3 separate regions of the Homo sapiens genome follow, and all the other regions are linked to region 2. The links are chromatin loops, found by intact Hi-C in ENCODE. Cell type or tissue: heart right ventricle. All regions are shown on one strand. Region 1 overlaps GALNT18 (polypeptide N-acetylgalactosaminyltransferase 18). Region 2 overlaps GALNT18 (polypeptide N-acetylgalactosaminyltransferase 18). Region 3 overlaps GALNT18 (polypeptide N-acetylgalactosaminyltransferase 18).

Region 1 (2,500 bases), 110 kb before region 2:
TGCAGCACAGATGGAGGACAACAATTAGAACAGTGACTCACAAAGAATCAGAGTGCCCTGGAGCCATGCTAAAATGCAGGTTTCAGGCCTTGCCCCAGATCTACAGATTCAAAATTCTTTCATTAAATCCATATTTATTGAACAACTACAAATACCAGGCACTATTCTAGGTGCTGGAGATGCTTCACGTGGCAAAATAAATGCCCCTGTCTTCATGGAGCTTACACACTGGGGGAGGGAAATGTGCAAATAATTAGGAGAGAGTAAATGAGTGAGCACAGTATGTCAGAAGGCAGTTGGAGATACAGAGGAAAAGAAACAAGGGGTGGGGTGAGGAGTGACAGGGAGGAGTGCTGCCCTTTAAACGGAGTGATTCACTGACCTCCCTAGTGGGAAGGAGGCATTTGAGTAAAGGCCTAAAGAGGAAAAGGAGCAAGCTGTGCAGATATGGAGCAGGGTAGAGGGGAGGGGGTAGAAAGAACATTCCAGGTGGAGAAAACAGCAAGGGCAAATGTCCTGAGGCAGTGGCATGCCTGGTATGAATCTCCATATTATTCAAAAAATAAAATTTTAATAATATACAGACGGGGTCTTGCTATGTTGTACAGGCTGGCCTTGAACTCCTGGGCTCAAGTGATCCTCCTGCCTTGGCCTACCAAAGTGCTGGGATTACAGGCATGAGCCACCACACACTGCCAAATGTCCATATTTTTAACCAAACTCAAATGCTAAAGTTTGAGACTGCTGCAGCAGAGTGACAGCATGATAGATCGGAGCCAGCCCCTGAAAAAGTGGAGCTTGTTGAGAAAGTTGCTAAGGAGACAGAGAACAGGGATTCAGGCTCCTACATAACGGCCACTTACAGAGCCTTCAGTCCCTGGCTTCTGAGCGAGAGCTAAAGGTCTAGAGAGGCTTGGAAGAAGAAAGCAGTGATTGACTGCCCTGTTCCTTTGCCCTGTTCCTCAGTTCCTGTGTTTGAGGAAGCACAGGCCTGACCCAAAGCAAAGGTGTGGCCAAAGAGAGCTTGGGGAGACACGAGGCGCCAGCATGCACGGAACCAGTAATAGAAGCCTGGGAAGGAAGGCTTAGTGAGGAAGACATTCCGACGGCTCTGCTCGGCTGAGTAATTTAGAGTTTTAAACACCAACATCCCTTCCATTGTGTTATCTCATTCAAGCCTCCCAACAACCCCTGAGGTGGGAATTATACATCTCAATTTTACAGATAAGGAAAATAGGGTTCGCAGAGGTTAAGAACACACAGGTAGCACAAAGTCAGAAAGAGCTGGAATGGAAAAGCTGGCCGAATGCCAAATTCTGCGCTCTTCCCACCAAAACAGCTGTCTTTCAACAGTGGCTACTTGTCAGCTGTTGTCATGATTATTGTTCCTGCTGTTATTTTTATCACTGTCATTTTAAGTCACCCTTGGCACCCAGAAGCTTACAGGGAACTTTCACTCCGATTCCCCCACCTCATCCCCAGTGCCTCTGTGAGGCAGACAGGGCAAGGCAGGGCCTGATGTCCCCATCGTGGCACATGAGAAAACCTAAGCCCAGAGACCCATGGCCAGAAAGCAGCAGAACCGAGCCTGGAAACCAAGTCCTAGAACATTTCATCCCCACTTTAGACTTATCTGCCAAACTCCCCATGGCAGGGACTAGGTCTGATCCATCACCCTCTTCCTTCCGTTAGCCCAGGCTGGTACTACAGAAATCTTAGTTGAACCGAGCTGAGTTGGCCTGATTTGAAAAACATGAAAGTCTTGCACTGAGAGGCCCAAGAGAAGCAGCTCCCCGCGTGGAGTCTGCACAGGGTCTGGCCATAGCCGCTTTCCTCCAAGTCAGGCTGAGATCCGAAGGGCCTTTAGCCATGTCCTAAGGCTAGAGAGGGGCCACGTCCTCCAGGAGCTCACTCTAGTGTCTCTTCTTCCCCTTTTGAGGGTTCAGCTCAGCCTGGGGTCAAGGAACCCCATTCCTGGTTACCTCCCTGTCCCATTCCACATGGGAACTCTAGCCAGGGCCAGGCCCCTTCCCACCATGTCTGGCCTCCGCTCTGGCCCTGTTGGCCATCAGGCCACTGAGCCTGCTGCTGCGCTTGACTCTGGGTACCCATCACCACAGCCACATTGCCTCCTGCTGCCTCCCTGTTCCCTCACAGGGCAGGAGAAAGACAAGTCCTTTATTTTCGGAGGCAACTCTTGCTTCTGTGCCCTGGATCCCATCTTCCTCCTCAGAGGCCCTGCTCCAAACTCTGGCCTCAGGTGCCCACCTCCCCAGACCCATTAAATCACTAGCAGTAAAACCTGGGCCCTGAATTTCTTTAAAGCCCTCCAAGTGATTCTAATATGCACTCAGGGTCTCAAGAACAACCTACCTTTAAGAAAAGAGAACTAGAACACAATAAAATACAATAGAATTGAATTGAACAGAATATAATAGAAAATAGCAGAGTGCTTTGCACATTGTGAGGGTAAGTATTGTTTCTTAAAAGTCGTGTTCCC
Region 2 (2,500 bases):
TGCTGGATGCTGCTGATGCAAAAGTGAATATAACACAGTCTTGTCCTCAAGATGCTTAGCCAGCCAGGGAGACAGATGAGACAGCAATAGCTGAGCCAGAGCTACAGACATACACACTGAGATACAGGTCTATCCTTGCCCAAGACGTCAGATTACCACCCCTCCTGCCATTCTATGTGACTTGAAAACTTCCACCTTTTCCTCAATCCATTTTCCATTGGCACTTACTTCATTCTATTTAGCAGACAAATAGAACCTGTGCAGTTCTTGCTGGATTCTTGATATATTCTCCACGCTGTGTTTACAAATACAACTGCAGACACAAATTTCTCCTGCCACCTGTCCTGCGAGGTATGCTGGTGGCCTTTAAATGCTGGATTCTGTTGATGTTCCTGGTGCAGCAGCAGCAGTACATGCAGCATGCAGCAGTCTGCTCATGTCCCCTGCAGCACGGGAGGAAAACGGCACAATGCAGTGGGGACGCCATGGGGCAGGGAGCCAGCAGACCTTGTTCGGGTCCTGGCTCCACTACTGTCTTGCTGAGTGACCACAGGCAAAGCTGTTAGCCTCTCTGAACCACCATTTCCTTGTCTTTAAATTGAGGAAATTGAATAAGGAGCTTCATCAGATCCCTTCCAAAGTCCCGTGGAGTATCTGCATGGCTCTCAGCCCACAGTGCAGTGCTTTTTACATAATACAAAAAGAATGAGTGTGAACAGCTGCTGGTGAGGCAGACCCTGGCCCCCGGCCAGTTGGAGACCAGGGCACTCTGGTACCATGGGTAAAAGCGTGAGATACTGAATGAGCAGACATGGTGACCCCTGGTTCTGCCACTGAGCAGCTCTGCAACACAAGGCAAGTCAGTTAACTTAGATGAGCCTCAGTTTACACAGTAACATGGTGATAACATTTTCTGCATTGAGTTGGTGTGAAGATTATTTGAAATAATGTGATTTGAAGCACATAGCAAAGTAATAGATGCAACCTCCAGTATTATTCTTTTCTGTGCTGCCCTTATTGTCCATGGAGGCCAAGTTCTGATGTCCTAGGGCTGACTCCTGGTTCTCATGGGCTCCATTTTCCACAAAAGGGCTACTAAGCTCATGCCAGCTCCTTCCCAGGGAAGAGAACCCTGCCCTGTCCCCAGCCCACAGGCTGGGCTCAGATGCCGTTGGCCAGACCTTCTGACCACCCAGCCGGCCGAGCTTCCACAGCCAATCCCTGCTAGGTTTGCCCGCCTGCCTAGATCCTGTGACTTCCTCCAGGGAGTGATGGTGCTTTCAGCTGCAGCCTACCCAGTAAATGCATTTCCTGCCAGGCTCCCACCTTCCTCCTGCATCTGCCCTGGGGACTGTTGTATGCCATGTTTGTCCTGCTCCCTGGGGCCTCACAGTGGCCTGCTGGCTAGACGTGCTTTCCTGCCTGTTCCTCACTTCCTGTAACTGCCTCTGGAGCCCCCAGAGAAGCTGTGTGAAATCACAAGAGGGCCTTTCCCATGTAGAGGGTGGTCCCTATCCACGGAGGTCCAAGTCCTCCACCCATTTCCCATCCAAACACGTACACAGTAATTCATGGTTTAGTCTAAGCAAGCAGATCTTTCAACCTAGGTTCTCTCTCCAGCTATTCCTGACTATAGTTTTAAGGGGCCTGTACAGGAAATGACATGAAATTATCAAGACCTTGGGCTAAATTGGACACATGGAAAAGACCACTCAGCAATACTAATAATAAAATATTTCATTTATTGAGCTCCAGGCACTTTGTATACATTTCCTCACTGAACTCAATCCAACAGCTCAGTGACATAGGTACTAACATTATCTGTATTTTACAGAATAGGACTGGACTGGTTAGCAAACGAAGTTTCCAAGATCACACAACTGGTAGGTCCAGGGCCAGGCTGTTCAACTAGGTCTGTCTGCTCTAAAGCCCCAGTGCTAAGCCAGGTTTCTATCCTGCCTCCCAAGACAGTCAAGGTGGCTCTGGACCCTCAGAGGAAGGCAAGAGGGAGGAAACCAGGGCTTCCCCTCCTTACACCTCACTAGGATCTGATCAGATGCTGCTATTCTGGCCTCTGATAACTTCTCCCTTCCTGACATCAGCTTCTTCCTCTACAGCTCTGTAGTCGATGAAACCCGCCAAGACCTTTAGCAACTCCGTATCTTAGAAATGAAAATTGAGACAAAAAAAAAAAAACCTCCTGGTCCCTGCATGCCACTTACATAGATCACAGCCAGAATGAGTCTCTAAAGAGAAGGACTTACAGACTCTGCTAATTGCGTTTAGCAAAATGACGTTCAGCTTCACATGTGGTAGGTGCACACCACTGTTATGCCTTGTGCATTCCTGCTTTGCAAAAACAATGACCAGAGCTTCATAAAGTGGTGCTTCAAGGCAGAATGTTAAGGCAAAAAAGAACAGGGCTTGGCCAAAGCCAGGCAGCACCACTACCTAAGTTTCTTATTTAATTTCCTGAAGTATGTGTGGTGCTGGTTCTTCC
Region 3 (2,500 bases), 100 kb before region 2:
CTCCTAGTGCTCCATACTCTTCTCTCTTATTATGTGAGGAGTTCAGCCTCTTGCTTGGGGAATGTTTTCATCCTTGAATGCTGGTTCTTCCATCCTGTGCCTCCTTACAATGTAAGACGTGAGGAGGATCAGCAGGCCTAGGTGAAGTCCAGGGATAGAGTGTGTGGGGCAGGCTAGTCAGGCTGTCTGGCATTAGTCACTAGGGAATGGGAGTTTTCTTAGGCGCCCGTTTTTTGGGTCCCAGGCTAGATGATGGTAGGCAGCCATCAGAGATGGGAGCTGAGCCCTTCCTGTCTCCCCCATGATAGACAATTACCTTTAAGACTATGTTGCCTATTTGCATCCTCGATGCCTTTTCCTTTCTTCATGTCCACGGAACAATGAAAGTCAAATGATTCTCCAGCAAAGCCCTTCAGAAATTTCTAAAATCCCCTTACAGCACTGCTCCCACACTTCTTACCACATGATGATAAAATGAAAATGAAGATTTGCTTTCTCAGATTAAATACATTTCAATTATCCAATGTATTTCAGCTTTAATTGACAACAAATCACAAATTGCCCATCTGAACTTCTCATTACAGCAACTGATTCACTAGGAAATTTATTACCTGACAGCAAAGAAAGCTCAAAAGATAAAACAAGCTTAGTGTTTCTATGATACAGTGACCCAGCAGTCTATTTTGAGAAATCATGCATTATCAGAAATACATTCATATAAATGGTCCTATCAAGAACACTGGTTTTTCAGCTGTCTCAAAATGTGGTCTTTCAGTCTGGAATGGTATATGATGGCATATGGGGGGGCAAAGAATCAGAGACCAAGAAATGTACACCAGGGAAAAGGGGTGGCTGGTAGTGCTGGAGAAAGAGAGTTAGTGATTTGATGGCTTCAACAAGGTGTTTGCAGGCCACCCAGGGTCTGGCTAGGGACAGATGGAACAGGGAACAGGGGATCCAGCAAAGAGGCTAGACATTCAACAAGTCTGTTGCTGTCATTGAGTTACGTGTCCACTGCCATCCCCATCATCACCACCACTACAACCTCCATCACCACCAGCACCATCATCACCACTGCCACTGCTAACATAACACCAGTGAACAATCTTCCAGGCAGAGGCTGTGGAACCCTACTAGGTGAAATGATGCATCATGGAAAAGAGTCACTGGACATGTTCACTGTGTACATGGTAGGGTAGGAGGTCAGGGCCTTCTATCTTATCTATTGCACTGGAATATGGGAGGGGAGAGTAGCCAGCCAGGAGAAAAAGCCTAAGGACCAGACCCCTCTGGGATGCAGAGGCCATGCTCAGACGGAGTGAACCTTCTGAAGCAGTGGCCACCATGAATTTCTCATCTATGCTCCAGAGAAAGAGCAGCCACAGACAGCCTTGAGCAAATGTGAACCACGACGCTGAACCATCAGCTTAGATGTCAGCCAGGAAGTAGGGCCTGGGCCCTGGGAAGCTCCGACACTCACCGTTACTGCTGTTGTCATCCACCAGAATGATCTCCTTGAGCAGATGTGGGGGCGTGCGTTCCATGGCCGAGTGGATGGAGCGCAGCAGCACTGAAAGCGCTTCATTGACGAAGATGAACACGATGCTCACCTCTGGCAGGCTGTCAGGAAATGAGAGGTTACGGCACCTGCAAAGAACAGCCAAGCGCTTAGATTTGTGACTCAGCTGGAGTCATCTCAGGAGCTGACCCAGCCCATGTCCTGGCTCCAGCTTTGCTGGAGGGCTCGGGAGTCCAGATTCTTCCAAGGGCCCCTTCTTTGATGCACTTAAGATGAGCCCTAAATGTCCAGCAGAAAGGCCCACAAGCATTGAAACCAGTTCACCCCACACCTGAGTTGAAGTTGTCAGTGACTATGCCAGCTGAACAGTAATGCCATGAGCACTTAGGACAGCACATGGCAGCTGGCAGGTAGTCCCTGATTGTTTACTGGAAGAATGATTCAATGTTTCTAAATCCAGTAGAATGGGGAATGCAACCAAAGTAAATTCGTAGTATTTCCAAAATGGTAACCAACACCTAGGTGAGGCCAGACCTCAGGCATCCAGCCTCAGGAGACAAAGACGCCTCCTCCCAGAGACTTCTGCCAAAATCTACTTCCCTTTACTCCAGAAGGCATACTGCCTGCAACTTCTCCTGCTTCTCACTCATCACAGAAATCCAGTTTCCAGAACAGGGTTGGAGCTAGAAACAGTCTCAACATGAGGAAAAGGTAGAAGGACCAGGTCCAGTCTCATTTCACAGACAGGGAGCATGAGGCTCAAAGAGGTTGAGTTCCCACCTATGGCTGCACTCTGAGTCAGCTACCATGACAGAATCCCAACTCTGGTCCTCTGACACCTGCACCAGGATCTCTCCTTGAAGCAGAAATGGCCATGAAAGAGAATGCCCCTAACTGGCCCATTTCCCCTTAGCTCTGCTGAAATCCTGAAGCCATTTGGTGGTCTCTTGAGGACTTGAGGTATTCCCCACATGAAGAGGA

The links. A loop is a pair of places that touch in the nucleus more often than their neighbours do. Peaks named below come from ENCODE experiments on the same cell type or tissue, not always from the same donor. Only the 100,000 strongest peaks of a DNase experiment are listed, where the experiment ranks them.
Region 1: it touches region 2 in a loop (2.2-fold over the local background); 5 of 110 quality-filtered maps call a loop at or near these places.
Region 3: a loop joins it to region 2, with 2.2 times the contacts of the local background. A loop is called at or near these places in 3 of 110 quality-filtered maps.

The regions. Positions count from the first base shown.
Region 1 is chr11:11,426,383-11,428,882 of GRCh38, forward strand. All of the region lies in intron 3 of GALNT18 (polypeptide N-acetylgalactosaminyltransferase 18), which reads right to left. Among named protein-coding and RNA genes, the nearest start is that of CSNK2A3, 74 kb to the left of the region's middle. In heart right ventricle, no CTCF peak of the experiment used is centred here; a DNase peak (open chromatin) is centred at 1,028; H3K27ac peaks cover 2,204 bases.
Region 2 is chr11:11,534,469-11,536,968 of GRCh38, forward strand. The region is part of intron 1 of GALNT18 (polypeptide N-acetylgalactosaminyltransferase 18); the gene reads right to left. Among named protein-coding and RNA genes, the nearest start is that of GALNT18-AS1, 34 kb to the right of the region's middle. In heart right ventricle, a CTCF peak has its summit at 1,251; a DNase peak (open chromatin) is centred at 1,384; H3K27ac peaks cover 2,500 bases.
Region 3 is chr11:11,431,141-11,433,640 of GRCh38, forward strand. It overlaps GALNT18 (polypeptide N-acetylgalactosaminyltransferase 18), which reads right to left. Exons shown (of 11, transcript NM_198516.3): 3 at 1,481-1,647. Among named protein-coding and RNA genes, the nearest start is that of CSNK2A3, 79 kb to the left of the region's middle. In heart right ventricle, no CTCF peak of the experiment used is centred here; no DNase peak of the experiment used is centred here.